Regions from separate parts of the Mus musculus genome. Here region 2 is linked to region 1. Evidence: chromatin loops called from intact Hi-C (ENCODE). Cell type or tissue: left cerebral cortex. All regions are shown on one strand. Links, peaks and the distances in the headings refer to the core of each region. The heading gives the core; the rest is flanking DNA. Region 1 holds the start of Mapk10 (mitogen-activated protein kinase 10). Region 2 has its middle 10 kb from the start of 1700021F02Rik.

Evidence for each region. Hi-C counts contacts between places; a loop is a spot of excess contacts. Peaks named below come from ENCODE experiments on the same cell type or tissue, not always from the same donor. Only the 100,000 strongest peaks of a DNase experiment are listed, where the experiment ranks them.
Region 2: it touches region 1 in a loop (7-fold over the local background); 7 of 42 quality-filtered maps call a loop at or near these places.

The regions. Positions count from the first base shown.
Region 1 is chr5:103,205,540-103,212,846 of GRCm38, reverse strand. It overlaps Mapk10 (mitogen-activated protein kinase 10), which reads left to right and starts at 1,513. Exons shown (of 14, transcript NM_001081567.2): 1 at 1,513-1,957; 2 at 6,907-7,021. In left cerebral cortex, for the core only: no CTCF peak of the experiment used is centred there; DNase peaks (open chromatin) are centred at 3,197, 3,763, 4,519, 4,742 and 2 more places; H3K4me3 peaks cover 3,618 bases; H3K27ac peaks cover 3,406 bases.
Region 2 is chr5:103,332,853-103,340,159 of GRCm38, reverse strand. No RefSeq gene overlaps it. Among named protein-coding and RNA genes, the nearest start is that of 1700021F02Rik, 10 kb to the left of the region's middle. In left cerebral cortex, for the core only: no CTCF peak of the experiment used is centred there; DNase peaks (open chromatin) are centred at 3,539 and 3,938; H3K4me3 peaks cover 483 bases; H3K27ac peaks cover 319 bases.

The sequences.
Region 1 (7,307 bases), core at 1,922-5,921:
GGGATGCTGCATGGTGGCACAGGGCTGGCTTAGCATATGTAGGCCTTGACCTCTGGTTCCTAGCACAGAAAAGGTGGAGAGAGAGAAGCAGAGGAAAGGAAGGACATTTAGACCAATAATTTAGAAGCTGTCTACTGTGAAGTTGCTTGGCTGTTCATCCATAGTTTATACCAGGCAGTCATAATGTATAAGTAGACCCAAGTGGAGAGTAAAAATTAGCAGTCAGCTACTGGTTCTCATGGGACTTGAATTCAGAACACAGAAACAACCAACAACATGTTGGGAGTTGTAGAGCGAGAGCTCACACAACTTTTCCTTTCTGGGCTTTCTTCTCGGGTAAAACATCTCGGGGACTGAAAACTCGATGTGGTCCCTCAGGATCTCATGATGCATCGCAGGGTCCGCCATCTCTGCTGGCTTTACACCTGTTTAACCTTACTCATAACCCTACGGCAGAGGGACAGGGGCTCCTCGCTCAAGTCAGTGGGCCAGTTCCAGAGCACGGTGTGAAAACATGAATTTTAGCATCACTTTGGTTCAATAGATGGAAACCCATCTAAAAGATGTTTGAGAAAAACCAGCATTGAATCTAATTGTGTAGCTTGAAAAGTCCAAAGACTAGGATTACTTTCAAAATATGTATTGAAATGATGCTATATGTGAAATAAGGTGAAAATTGTTTTGGTAAACATTTTAATAGTGAAAGTACTCTAGGGATCATTCCATCTATATCTATATCATCCATATCTATATCATCTATATCTATACACACACACACACACACACACACATATATACATGATTTAAAATTTCATATAGCAAAGTCAGAAAATTTGCTTAAAAATTAGATATGTAGTAAATTCAATTTGTATTAGTTTCCCATGGAATTTTCTGAAACCAGAAAAAGAATACCACAGTACCCTTAATTTATTAACTCAAATTGTCAGTAGTTTCTTTCTACCTTAAACTGCACTATAAATACCGGTCTAGCCAGTTTGCTTTAGCGGATATTTATGCAGGGTTTGTACAAAAATAGGGAGACTAAGAAGAAATGGGGTTGGACAAATGACCTCTATGGTCCAGACGCAGGTCCAATCTTGCATCTCTTCTGAGGTTGAATTCATCTCTTGTTTGTTTTCACATTCAGAGAGATGGTACACCTCTGCCTTCCTTCGCTGTTTGTAAAAAGCTGAGGTAGTTGAAAATCCGGGGTGACTGGCTTCCCAATGGCTGTTTGATCTGCCCTTGGTGCTGTGCAGAGCTGGAGCAGCAGGGAGGATGCTCTTTGGCTTCGTGCAGAATTCCACCCCCCCTACCACCCCCACCACCCCCCCCCCCCCGCACGCTGAATTCGCATATTTTGGTTGCCAAGTTCCGAAGCCTGCTTCTCATTTTGCCAGAAAACGAGGTAGCTGTAGCCACAGATAGACTTTTTCCTTTTTCTCTTTCCTCCTCCTACCCCTCCCTAGACCTCTCTGGGCTTTGACGTCATGTGTGCTCCTTTCAGTTGCCATAGCAACCCCATTCCCCAAGCCCTCTGTCCGTCTCCTCTGGTAGGTTCCACAATGGTACAGGCAGCCTCCCGCTGCACAATGGTTTCCAGGCAGTGAGAGGGTGATTCAGCAAGCCGCTCTCTCTTCTCTTAAGCCTCCTCGTCGTCTCAGTTTATTTTTATGGGGGGTGGGTGGTGCTTCTTATATGCTTACCCTTTTTTTTTTCTATTTTCATTTTTACAAATTTCCTTTTTCCTCCTCACTCCTCAATTACTAGGGGCTTGAGTGAGCTAAAGATTGGGTCTTCTTGGAAATCACCTGTCTGTTATTATTTTTAAACAATCGCTACACCTCCAAAGACTCTGCTCCTTACTCCGGTTTGGAATGTGGCTAATGACTACCCAGTAGGGAGGATTTCTGGGGCAAACAGCCGGACCAGGATCCTAGTTCTCAGGCACGGAATGGTAGGTGGCTCCTTGCTCATTCTGGGTTCTAACCTGGTTTGGGAGGGTGGATGATATCTGTCATCGTTCCTGGTGGAATGGGAGAGAGCATGAGAAAGTAGGAAGTGATGGTGTTGGAGAGCCGGTTTAATCAAGTGTACTATCTGTGAGGCAGAAAACTGGTGTTTCTCTCTGGGCAAAGCATCTCTTCTCAGATGGAGGCTAAAATCTTTCTGTTTGGAGTGAAGAATTCTAGAAGGTGGGACAGACCATTATTGTTATGACTTGGCAGAGTAAGAGAAACACACACGAGGGGGGTAAGGGGGGAGAGGAAAGAGAGAGAAAGAGAGAGAGAGAGAGAGAGAGAGGAGAGAGAGAGAGAGAGAGAGGAGTCTGGATCTCACTTTAACTGAGAAATGCTATGGGTCTCATAAAACATTCAAAAATGTTATTAGTAAACATAAATGTTTATTTCCAGACCGGTTTAACTTTAAATATTCTAGAATACATTCTTGCAGTTTAGAGGTATTTACCAAAATATTAGAAACTATGTTCCTCTTGTAGAAAGACCCTGAGCTAAATTTGGGCTGCAGACAGGAACACAGGACAGGGAACAGACCAGGGAAAGGAGCAAACACCGGCGGCACCGCAGCCACCCAGGTGAAGGTCCCTTTAAGAAAGTGATCTCTCAGTCACAGCAGGCAGCATTTTTCTATGGCAAGGTTCCCAGGTATTCAGTGCTGAGATACTGTGTCCCCTAGAAATGTCAGAGCATTTTCAGAAAGAAAAAAAAAAGCTGTCATTGGAAAGGAGCTTGATGATACAGTTATCAGAATTTATGTGTTTGTGCTTCAGAGAATAAGAGTGCTTTATTTGAAAAACCTCCAAGTAAATCAGGTTATGGATATTTCAAGGAAAAAAATACATATCCTTTTCCTTCCGACATTTAAATAGAAGGACCTAGGTGCTGCTTTGACTCTCTTCTGCAGATAACTTTCAAGGGCATTGCAATTTGGCCACAGAAAGGAATGGCTTACCCCAGGGCACTAGGTTTTGAAGCAGCCACAAGGTTGTTTACATGCTCTGCGTTTGCTGCAGAGCGATGTGTCTGTGTGACGGAGATAACTTTCATGAACACAGGCTAAGTCATATGGGACAGGCCACAGCCGGGAGTGAAGGAAGGCTGCCGTTACCAGGCACCACTTTCTTTTGCCCAATTTCTGCCTCTTTCTAATGCTGCTTTTGCCAATCCTGGATGGGTTTGCAGGATGCTGGTCAATGCATTTAAAATGGTTGCGGTAATAGCCACTTCTCTCAGAGAGGCTTCAGTAGATGGCTGTCCTCAGTGAGCATGTCAGCACAGGAGCCATGCTCATGAATGGATTCAGGAGCCTCCAACTCCACTTTGGAATCATGGGGATATAGGGCTAGACAGTTTGATGTAGCAGTCCTGCTGCTTCTGCTGTGTGTTTCCTCTCTTTCGTTGGGGGGGGGGGTGTCTAGGTCTTACCCTTCAAATTGACACAAAGTACTAGAAAAGCAGATGAGAAAGGCGGTTGACCTTAAGCATGAGTTTCCAGCTTCCTTGTTGGCTTCTTCTTCCCTCCGGTCCTTCATAGCTTTCATTTTGGTCCTTCATAGCTTTCATTTTTCAGGGCAAGATTTTTGCAGTAGTAATGAAAAGAGGTTCCCAGTGACAGGGGAGCTGAGACACTACCTGGGGAGTGGCAGATTCAGCTGCCTCCAGCTTCCTGCTTGCTTTCCCCCAAAACAGCATCGGCTGGGGGAGGGGGATATGTTTGCATGCTGAAGGGGTGATTACAAACGGATCCCCCAGGGACCGAGTGTGCTCTCTCTGTCATTGTCTGGCGCATCTGCAGCTAGTACTACGGTTTCATAGTATGTGGTCAAGATGCTTCAAGGTTAAGAGGAACTGAGAGGTGACACGGATGCCATAGAAGTGTTATTTGAAATCTACAGCGAAACTCACTCGCTGCCAGTGTTGTGCTATAGGAATATCAGGAGCAAAGGAGATTTGCCTAAATGTAAGTGTTCAAAGGAATATACATATACTCAAAGTTATATTCTAGGCTCATGTAAACGAACCTGTCTCTTGGAATATAAGCTTAGCCACAAAGCCTTTCCATCCTGATGACAAGATAAAGACCCAGTGAGGTTTCCTTGTTTATTAAGCACGGGGTCAGGTGTGTTTTCTTCTTGCACCAGAGCTGACCTCAGGTGTTATTTGTAGCTAGAGGCTAGCTCTGGAGTGGTATGGCTGTGACTAAGCCAAGCAAGTCTTTGGTTGCTTGTCAGAAAAATGGGCTGCTGGCGAAGGCTGCCTTCAGTCTGTATGAGAAGCAAACGGATCCACACTGTAGAGGACTTCATCCCTGTACCCCTGCCCTGCTTCCTGTAAGGTTCCTTCCCAAGCTCTTGTTTGGCATGGTGGCAGTCTTTTATAGAGGGGTGCAGAAGTGTCCAGTAGCAACTAGAAAGGAGTGCAGTGCTCTCCTGGCTGCGGGCACGCAAAGGAGCTCCCTCCATACAGGCATCTGTGACTGCACCTTCTCCCCCGAGCTAGAGCTAGTGAGGAGGGGAGGGCTCCTGGGGAAAGCGGCCTACAGACTCCCGGGAGGGCAGCTGTATCATCAGTCAAGGCGAACAAAATCCATTTGTGTCTTCAGCATATTGAGATTATTTATTGCATTGCATAATCTTGTGTTGAGACCCGGTGCTGCCGGCTCGGGTAAGAGGGCTTGCTGCATATTGTTTGAGGAGAAGCTGTCATTTAGAAGGGAGCTTGTGTGTTAGTTACTCCTTACTGGCTTTCACACTGAAGTTCAAGTGTTTTGAGCAGACTGATCCTCCCAACCCCCGCAACACCCACAGTTTGAGTACATTTCAATCTCTCCAGCTAATTAGAGAAAGGAAAGTTAAAAATCTGTGTATTTTGAGGACCATTGTTTCCCTCATCTTTAACATAGAAAAACCTTTTTTTTTTCTTTTTCTTTTTTAATAGTGAATCTTGGTAAAATGAGTGGAAACAACATTGGGTAACAGTGAAAGATCTCTAAATCAAACTTATATGTATGCAAGCAGTTTCCAAACACACCTATTTTCAGCAATGAATTTTGTAGTCTAATTGACATTTTGGACCCACAACAAGCTACTTTGGCCTTTTTCACCATTGTCATCCCTGGTGCCTCCAAGATACAAAACCCATAGACTTCATAGAAGAGCGCTGGTGGGAATGGAAAGCCAAGCTTTGTACAGAAAGATAAATGATAGCGAGCTCTGGTGGAATTATTCCACTCACAACTGCTCACACACTCTGAGTGGTGTGCAGACTGAAGGTGCAGCCATGGCACAGGGCATCAGGCATGGTACAGGGCACCAGGCAAAGCACAGGGCACCAGGCATGGCATAGAGTAACAGGCATGGCACAGGGTACCAGGGATGGCACAGGGCACCAGCTATGGTACAGGGCACCAGCCATGGCACAGGGTACCAGGCATGGTACAGGGTACCAGGCAGAGCACAGGGCACCAGGCATGGTACAAGGTATCAGGCAGAGCACAGGGCACCAGCCATGGCACAGGGCACCAGGCATGGCACAGGGCACCAGGCATTGCTAAGCAGCCTGCACAGTAAGGGACAGGTTTCTACAAATTCCTCCCCTTACTCCTCCTCCCTCTTCCTCCCTAATTTCAGGATCAAGACAAAACATAAGCAACAGAGACTTAAAAGCTCTAAAAATTCATGTCAGTGGGTTTTCCTCATAGAAATAAAACCAAGTCCTGGTGTGTGGCTAGTGGCTGGCCTGGATGTACTAGATGCTTCCTAAGTGTGGGATCCTGGAGTCATTGTTCTCTTTCCATGTGGAAATGGGTCCTGAAACCACAGAGTATGAAGGCAGGCTCCTAGGACTACTTACTTGGCTGTGTTTATTTTGTGTCTCTAGGGGGAGCTTTTCTCTTCACACCAACCACCTCACCAAACAGTAATTTCCTGTCCCTTCAGATACTGTGTCATATCAGCCTAGCACACAGTGGGCACACTAGGCACACAATAGTTGTCTGTTAATTGAAAAATGCAATGCATGAAAGACGGTGAGATGGGTTTCAGGTGTTGGAGTCAATGCTCGTGTGGGGAGTTGACTTAAACAGTGAAGACAGGACAGTTTGATGGTCAGTACAATAGGAATGAAGAAGAGGAAGATACACTCTGCTTTAAAATGGCTATGTATGATGAAGCAGACCATGCCTGGATGTTAGAAGTAGATGAGAGGATGGTGGGGAAAGTATTCCTAGAAATTAACACCAGGGACGGTGATGAGACCCTTATTTGACCAGAAAGGGAGATAATTTCAAGATGGCGGCCATATTTGTTAAGCTGGATATCAAGCCTGAGGTTTGACAGTAGGAAGAACATTAAAAACTTGGCATGGGCCTTGAGACTCTGCTCTAAAATAAGGAAGGCAGCAAGGATAAGGAGTGGGTCTGTAATAAGATCAGATTACTATAGTGGCCTCTTTTGCCTCCAGAACAGCATCTGCTTAGTTTTTATGTTGTGGATACCAGGGGATTCTTTTTGTTAGTAGCTGTGTAGCCATTCTTCCAGTGAACTGTGCTGTAAAAAGAAGACTGTGTTCCAGTGGAAGCTGAACTGATTGAAAGTCCACAGTTAGAGAAGTAAATATCCTATCCATTCAGATACTTAGTAACTGAGTTCCATGGTCAGAGTTTACAAACTTCTAGCTGTTCTGCTACAGAGGCCACCAAAAGTTTCTTCATTTGCAACAGATTCTAACAGAAACTCTTACCTCAAATGTCCTATGTTGTTTCCTTGCCACCCCGGGGAAACTGTTCTATTGTATTTGATGTTAGTATTTTGGTTTTAGTCATGAAGATGAAGTTGAGTGTGGAATCTTAAAATGCAACTGAAGCATCGTTCTGCTCTGGTTTTAGGCTATTGTGAGAACAGCACCAGCAGGATCATCGCAGATCTTGGTTATGGCCACTCAGGCAAGACGCTGTTGAGTTAAGACCCCTTTCCCATAGATGAGAAGCCACAGAAGCAGTGGTAAGTGAAGCATCTTCAAGTATTCCTTAGTAGGATGCTGAGAGTCAACAAGACCCGTTTACCATATTGCCACATATCGCCTCATAGATGGATTTGAAGAAGCACTGCTCAAAATGGAGTCGATCTAGGCAAAAATCATTGGAAAAGAACATGTATATTAATTGATGGTGTGGTGCTTCTAATACTGTTCTGCATTATTCTGTGGTTTTGAGATACACCACAGCAATCTCCTCTATGAGCCATCCCAGTCTACATAGGATAGCTTCGGTTAATAACTCCATGTTAT
Region 2 (7,307 bases), core at 1,895-5,894, 130 kb before region 1:
TGGTTGTCAAATGTGGACAGTATAGAAACAACACTTTTATTCTGTCTATGTTTCATCATCCATCTTGCCAGTCATGCTGCTAAAGTTCAATAGTTTCCCCTTCCAAGGCAAGACCCAGGTTGGGATCCTATACTGTGATTTTGATGTGTTGTATCTTGTTGGGCTTGTATCGAAATCTGGAAGGTTTTTACTTCTGTGTTTCTTTATCTGCTGAGACTGTGACACTTTTAAAAGACACACGGTGGCTTTTTTATAGACTGCTTCGTACTTTGTCTGATGTTTCCCAGTGATTAGGTTCAGCCTCTGCCTGCCTTGCTTACATAATCCACCAGAAACACATCTCTGGCAGAGTACCATGTCTCAGGCACGGTGTCTGTCTGCTCTTTAGTCGCAATGCTTCTCTACAGTAGATAACAATCAATAGAGACCCACAGATAGTCAAATCACAGAGAAACAGAGACTGTGGGTAGAGTGCTCAGCTCTAAATGGGACATTTATATTACACCCATCTTAGGGTTTTACTGTTAGGAACAGAAATCATGACCAAGACAACTCTTTGTTTGTTTGTTTGTTTTTTTCAAGATGGGGTTTCTCTGTATATCCCTGGCTGTTCTGGAACTCACTCTGTAGACCAGGCTGGCCTCGAACTCAGAAATCCGCTTGCCTCTGCCTCCCGAGTGCTGGGATTAAAGGCATGTGCCACCATGCCTGGCTCCCAAGACAACTCTTATAAGGACAACATTTAATTGGAGCTGGCTTACAGATTCAGTGGTTCAGTTCATTATCATCAAAGTGAGAACATGGCAGCATCCAAGCAGGCATGGTGCAGGATGATCTGAGAGTTCCACATCTTCATCTAAAGGCTGCTAGCAGAATACTTACTTCCAGACAGCTAGGATGAGGGTCTTAAAGCTCACACCCACAGTGACACACCTACTCCAACAAGGCCACAACTACTCCAACAGGGCCACATCTTCTAATAGTGCCACTCCCAGGGCCAAGCATATACAAACTGTCATACACCCTCATCTCTCAAAGCTCAGAGATCAAGGAAGAAGGGATTGAAAAGGTTGTAAGAGCAAGAGATGGTGGTCATCTATGGCAACACATCTGTTGGGTATTACAGGGCCAGTGCACACATAAACTGGCAGTGCGTGTTCTGTGACTACACGCACAGGACCTGCAGAAGATCAGATGGCCTACATCCCAGCATAGACAGGAATTTTTGATGTCTCACCCCTTGCTGAATAGATACTAGCAACTGATGGTTTTTGTGGCGTGGAAATTAAGCTTTCTTTAGGGGTGCCCTCTGCCAGGCTACCCATGTTCCAGTAAAGGGTAGTCCTATATGCATGCGCATATGGCCAACAGTAAATGGATTCAGTGAGTTTCAAAAACAAACACATGAAGTTGGAGGGTGTAGGGGATGGATTGGAAGAGAGGGAATAAGGGGAGTGGGTTTGATCAAAGTATGTTATATGAAATACTCAACTGAAAAAAAAAGAGTGAAAGATCAGCTTCCTAAATGGAGCACTCTAAAGACTAGAGCCTCAGCTGACGTTAACAGCAGAAAACCTAGTTTTTGACCACCTACATAGTCTTAAAACTTGGCAGTAAAAAATGGAGTAATACAAAACAGAAAGGATGAGGTAAACTTTACAAAAAGGCTGCATTAGTCAGGGTTCTCTAGAGTAACAGAACTTACAGGATGAATCTCTCTATATAGAAAGGGAACTTATTAGAATGACTTCCAGGCTGTGGTCCAGCGAATCCAACAATGGCTAACTATGAACGGAAAGCCCAAGACTCCAGTAGTTGTTCAGTTTCCAAGGCTGAATGTCTCAGCTGGTCTTCAGTATACACTGGAATCCTGAACCAGAATCGAAACAAGGATTAACCAGACCATACCTGGGTAGAGACTTTTTAAATATGCAGACCTCCATAATTCCCTTCTAATTCTTTCTGTACTTAAACTTCATGTCAGCACCCCGAGAAAGGCCGTGGGGTTGTCCGACACTTTGTGTATTCCTCTTTTCAATGTGGCCACCCTACATAAGCCTCACATTTCTGCTTCCCACTCTTACATTTCTCTGTTTCTGTAAGTTGCATGAAGGGGGCAGGTTTTGCAGCTTTGAGTGATGAGGAGGCAGGGTCTCATTAATACCTTGAACACGTCCATTAGAGGAGCTGTTCAGCACTCTAAGGACCCTGGACATGTGGGAGATGAAGTGCATTTGAGTTATAGAGAACTTGATTCTTGACTAGAGTTCAGTAAACTCTAATATTCTAATAATGTTTGTATGGGATGATACAACTACATAATAGCTTCTGTTTTAATCATTACTAATTTATTTCTAATATTAGTGTGAGGTTTGTGGCCTGGCGTTTTTGCACCACCCTTTGTGTCCCCGTGACGCCTCAGAGCATCAGCAGACACCCAGTGTAGACTGCTCCAGCTCATTCATGTTTTTGTTCATCTGCTACCGGCTTAGTTTCCGTACTGTTCAAACAAATAAAGAATCAATTTACTGAACGATTTTGAAAGAAGAGTCATAACCATATGTAATATCTCTCTAAAAAGAGCCAACTGACCTAAAAACGTGATTTCGTGAACAAAAATCAAAATGAAAGGAGTCATCCAGGGTTCTGGAAAAAAGAAGCTTAAAGAAATAAACATGACAATCAATCAACACAATCAAACAAAGGATCCTTTGGAAAGGTACAATTTCTGTCTGACAAAAGTCTCCCCTTTTGACACAGAAAGGGCCCTGGGAGACCTGCTGGGGAGAGCAGGGAGAGGTAGGAGGCATGACAGGGACACAATGTAAATATTGTGACAGCTTAGTCACAGGAGTGAAGCGCTTCAGGCATTCTCACATTTTAACCCTACTGTAACAGTTACAATTCTTGTATAGCTAAAATCCAAGAACCAGCTCTTTGTATCTCTCAGTATCCCAGCCTGAAACAAAAAGTCAAGTTTAAAGCTTTGCTAGGTAGTTGTGGTTTGTCTAAATAGTCCTACTTTTATTTTTATTAGGCGTAACCTAGAGCCCTGTAATGGTTTCGCTGTGGCCCCCCACTTTCAACACCTTCTGGTAGGATGAGAGATTTCACGCTGAGGCGTGGTTAGGACAGGCACCAGTTTAGTCTGAAAATTTACTGGGTGAGGAGTTCAAGCTTGGCAGATGTTTCTGGCCATCGTATTTTTTTTTTTTTTTTTTTTTATCAAAACATTGCTTATTGGGAGAGATAAGCCAACCAATTATAGACTTCACATTGCTACAACAGGGCATAGTCTTTTGAAACGGGTGGGTGGGAGGAGTTCCCAGTGTCTCCTCTTGTCTGATCTTCCCTCCGTACCCGCCCCTTTGTCTGCAGCCCTCATAGCCTGTCTTCTCCTGAGGGGGATGGAAGGTAAAGAGAGGGAGGGCCGCAGGGTAGAGCGCTTCTTCCTGCAGACAAGATTTATGTTGGGATGATGACTGTTTGAAATGAAATCCATAGCACTAGATTTAAAGCAACATTAAATAACGCCGACCCATGATTCATAATCACTGTGCTGGGTGCTTAAGACCTAAGGCTTAAGCTACGGGCTGTGTCTCCCCACACATGAATTAGACAGGTGTCTACCATTTGGAAAAGAAACAGTCTGTCTTGTAACATTAAATTGCTAGGATATTATTTGTATGTAAACAAGTCCAACATCACCTCATTTAAGACCAGCTTTGTCCTTCAAACATTTTACTGGGAAGGAAAGTGAAAATGTCATGAAGAGTTTGGTTTTGAAGGCACTGAAGCGTCTCCTTCGCCTTCAGTGTTGCGGTTCCTTCTGTGGTTTTTCCTTTAGAATCGGTAAAACCCCACGATTGGGCTGCACTTGGCTTTAAATAGCAGAGAGAAGTAACTCAGTGCTGCCAAGTTAGGGAAAGCAAGCAGCCAGCAGCCGAACACCAAGTGCTCACTGCTTTCCCGTCAGATTGGCAGTTCTGACAGATGGCTACATGGGGTTAATTTGAATTTCTTGCCTTCTAAAAATCCTAAGGCAACTGCTCTCTTGGGCGCCTGTTTCTAGCTTTAAATCTTTGTCTCCAGTGAAATAGACAAAGTGGCTGCTCAGCCTTAAAAACAAATAAATCTCCTTAAGCACTTCTCACCACCAGAGAAGGTTCATTATGTGCCACAGCCAGGGTCAAAGCTCACACAATGGGTGAGGGACAGACCGAAATCTTTCAATGGAGGCTAATTAGGAGGTAAAGCCAAATGGAGTTAAGGGGCTAGATATGGTAAAAAGCAAAAACAAAAACCAGAACGTTAGAGAGTAGGAACAAATAGTTTTCAAAAATAAAATAATAACTATTAAAAGGCTAGGCTTTTTTTCCCCACTTTTGTGGTTAAAAAAAAAACTTGGATTAAATCTATTTCTGATAAAGTAAGAGGAATTGAAATCCAATTCCTTCTATAAAAATTAGATTTTAAAGCTGATGGCTACACATTTATCACTTTAAAAATTATCTATCTATCTACTTTGTGTGTGTGTGTGTGTGTGTATGTATGTATGTATGTGTGCATGTGTGGGTTAGAGGGACAGCTTGTGGAAGACAGTTTTTGTTGGCATTTAGTCTAGGCTTCGCCCCACAGTTACCTGGCAATAGCCAGGTGTGCCTGACTCTCTATAAAAAGGGCTCCTTGCCCCCCCCCCCCCACTTTGTTGCTCTCCTGCTCTTGCTCCTGTTCCAGCTCCTCGCTCCCCATTTCCCTCCCTCCTCTCTCTCCACTCTCATGGCCTCTTCTCTCTCTCTCTCTCTCTCTCTCTCTCTCTCTCTCTGCTACCCTCTTAACTCTCCTCCCCATGCCCTGAATAAACTCTATTCTATATTATACTATCATATGGCTGGTACCTCAGAGGGAAGGGATGCCTCAGCATGGGCCCGTAGAGGCACCCCCTTCCCCTGCACCCTACCACACTGCCACCAATTATCTCTTGTCTCTTATCTCTTTATAAAATGCAGTATAAAAACAGTTTAGTCCTTCTACCTTGTGCTTCTCAGGGATCGAACATAGGGCTTCCTTCAGATTTGATGCTAAGAACCCGACCCATTGAGCCATTTCACTAATCCTCACCTTAATTTTTAATTATTTGTTGTTTTCATTTGTGTCAGAGTGAAAGAGGGGCATTTGCAAAGATTCTCACAAAGATTATCCCAGAATCTGAGCTGACCACATATTATTCACTTCTTTTTTTTTTTTTTTTAATAAGTTTTTTTTTTTAAGATTTATTTATTTATTTATTTATTTATTTATTATATCTCAGTACACTGTAGCTGTCTTCAGACACACCAGAAGAGGGCGTCAGATCTCATTACAGATGGTTGTGAGCCACCATGTGGTTGCTGGGATTTGAACTCTGGACCTTCGGAAGAACAATCGGGTGCTCTTACCCCCTGAGCCATCTCACCAGCCCCTATTATTCACTTCTTGTACAGACTGGCCAGTCTGTCTTTGAGCTGCCCGTTTGTGTGGGGGCCTGCTGGTCAGTAACTGGCCTTTCTGAAGACTTTCTAGTGAAAGACAAGGAAAAATTCAGACCCCCTACAAGAATGTAGGTTAGTCGGTTCAGTGACCCTGTTTCAGGAACTGGCCAACCACAAAAGTTAGATTAAAATCTTGAGAATAATCTTGAGAAGCAGGGGGTTTCCTCTTGTGATTTTTTTCCACTGGTATTTTCAGCATTTTCCAATAACATCCTCTCTACCCACTTGGGTTGTGCTTTTTCCTTTAAATACCCCCCTTTCTCAGATACTCAGAGTCCACGGTCCTCTACCCCTGTGTGGTGTACAACTGTGGGCCCCACAGTGCGCCTGGACTAAAAGTCCTCTTGCGGTTTGCATCAAAGGTTGTTTCTTGTGAGTGATTTGGGGTGTCACCTCTCCTGAGTCAGAATGTGGGGGAGTCCTCACTTTGTGGGTCTTTCACTAGCTTGGTAAATTGGACAGAGAGGAACATGATAAGTTGGTCAAGGCAACGATAAAGAGAGAAAATAAGCATTCTTAGAAACTAGTGAAGTGTCTGATCATGCAAATATTTTCAGTGTCCTGTCCCAGAAATAATATATAAGGGATGGCTGGATAATGGTTGGCATACCTCTGCATTCAGAAGACAGCTACTAAGTCTCCAGTTATAGAGGTGAAAGTCCAACATTTCCTCCTGGGATCATTGGCAAACTAGTGCATTTTGTTTTTTAAAAATAGTACTTTTATTTCAACATTATTGAGTTAGCCTTGAGAAGTTCACTTAATGTATATGCAAGCCATTGTAACACTAATTCATTGTCACAGATTGCTTTCAACTATCTTTGAAATTTTCTTTATTAAGTAGAATAACCAAGTGTGAGATTATAGATGCTTCGTTCATCTCAAGTAACTGGGTGCTTCTGCTCTGCCAAGCACATTCAAAGACTAACAAAACTGATGTGCAGATGGAAATATGTATGGGACATACTGTAAGGTTAAGGTGACCAAATGATTGGTGCTATATTATTCCGTTTGTACATAAGTGATGAATGGATGCATAGAAACATGTATGACAAAATACTTTGTTTTTGTTTTTAATTTGTAGCAATCCTTCTGTTTCAGCCTCTCCCAGGCACTAGATTACAGGTGTGGGCCATCAGATCTGGGTGAGAACAGAGTTAGTATGTTGGTATGTCCAAATCATTCCAGTTCCTGGGAAATTCCTTTAAAAAATAATAATTTGCCTGTATGTTTGTCTGTACACCACATGTATGCTTGGTGCCTGCAGAGGCCCTGAAGTTGAAGTTATAAGTAATTATAAACCGCTTGCTCTGGAGGGGGAGCCAGTACTCTCCAGGCCTTCTGAGGTCATACATACAAGTCCTTGGCTCTCTCTGACCTCAGTGATAGCAACAGAGAGAATCAGAACCTAGAGAAGCCATTGGATTCCCAGGATGGCATGACTTAGATCTTCCTTACTAGTGATCTAGAATTGGAACAGGAAAGATCAATGAGCTGAGTGATTTGCTGGAGGTGGGAGACATGAGGCTAGGAATGGGGATCTCTATCAGACAAGGGATGGGGGCTCCAAGCGAGATGAGTTCCTGCTTTGTTTCAGTTCTAAGATGGAATTGTGCAAATCACACTGTCCTGTCTATCTTGGAGACTTTTGATACACATCTATGTTTTCTTAAAGCAAACAACCCACTGCATACTCAGATCAATATGAATGAATGGAATTCTCAGTCATTCAGACATCTTCATTGGACGTCAAGCATTTCTTATTTTTGAGCTATT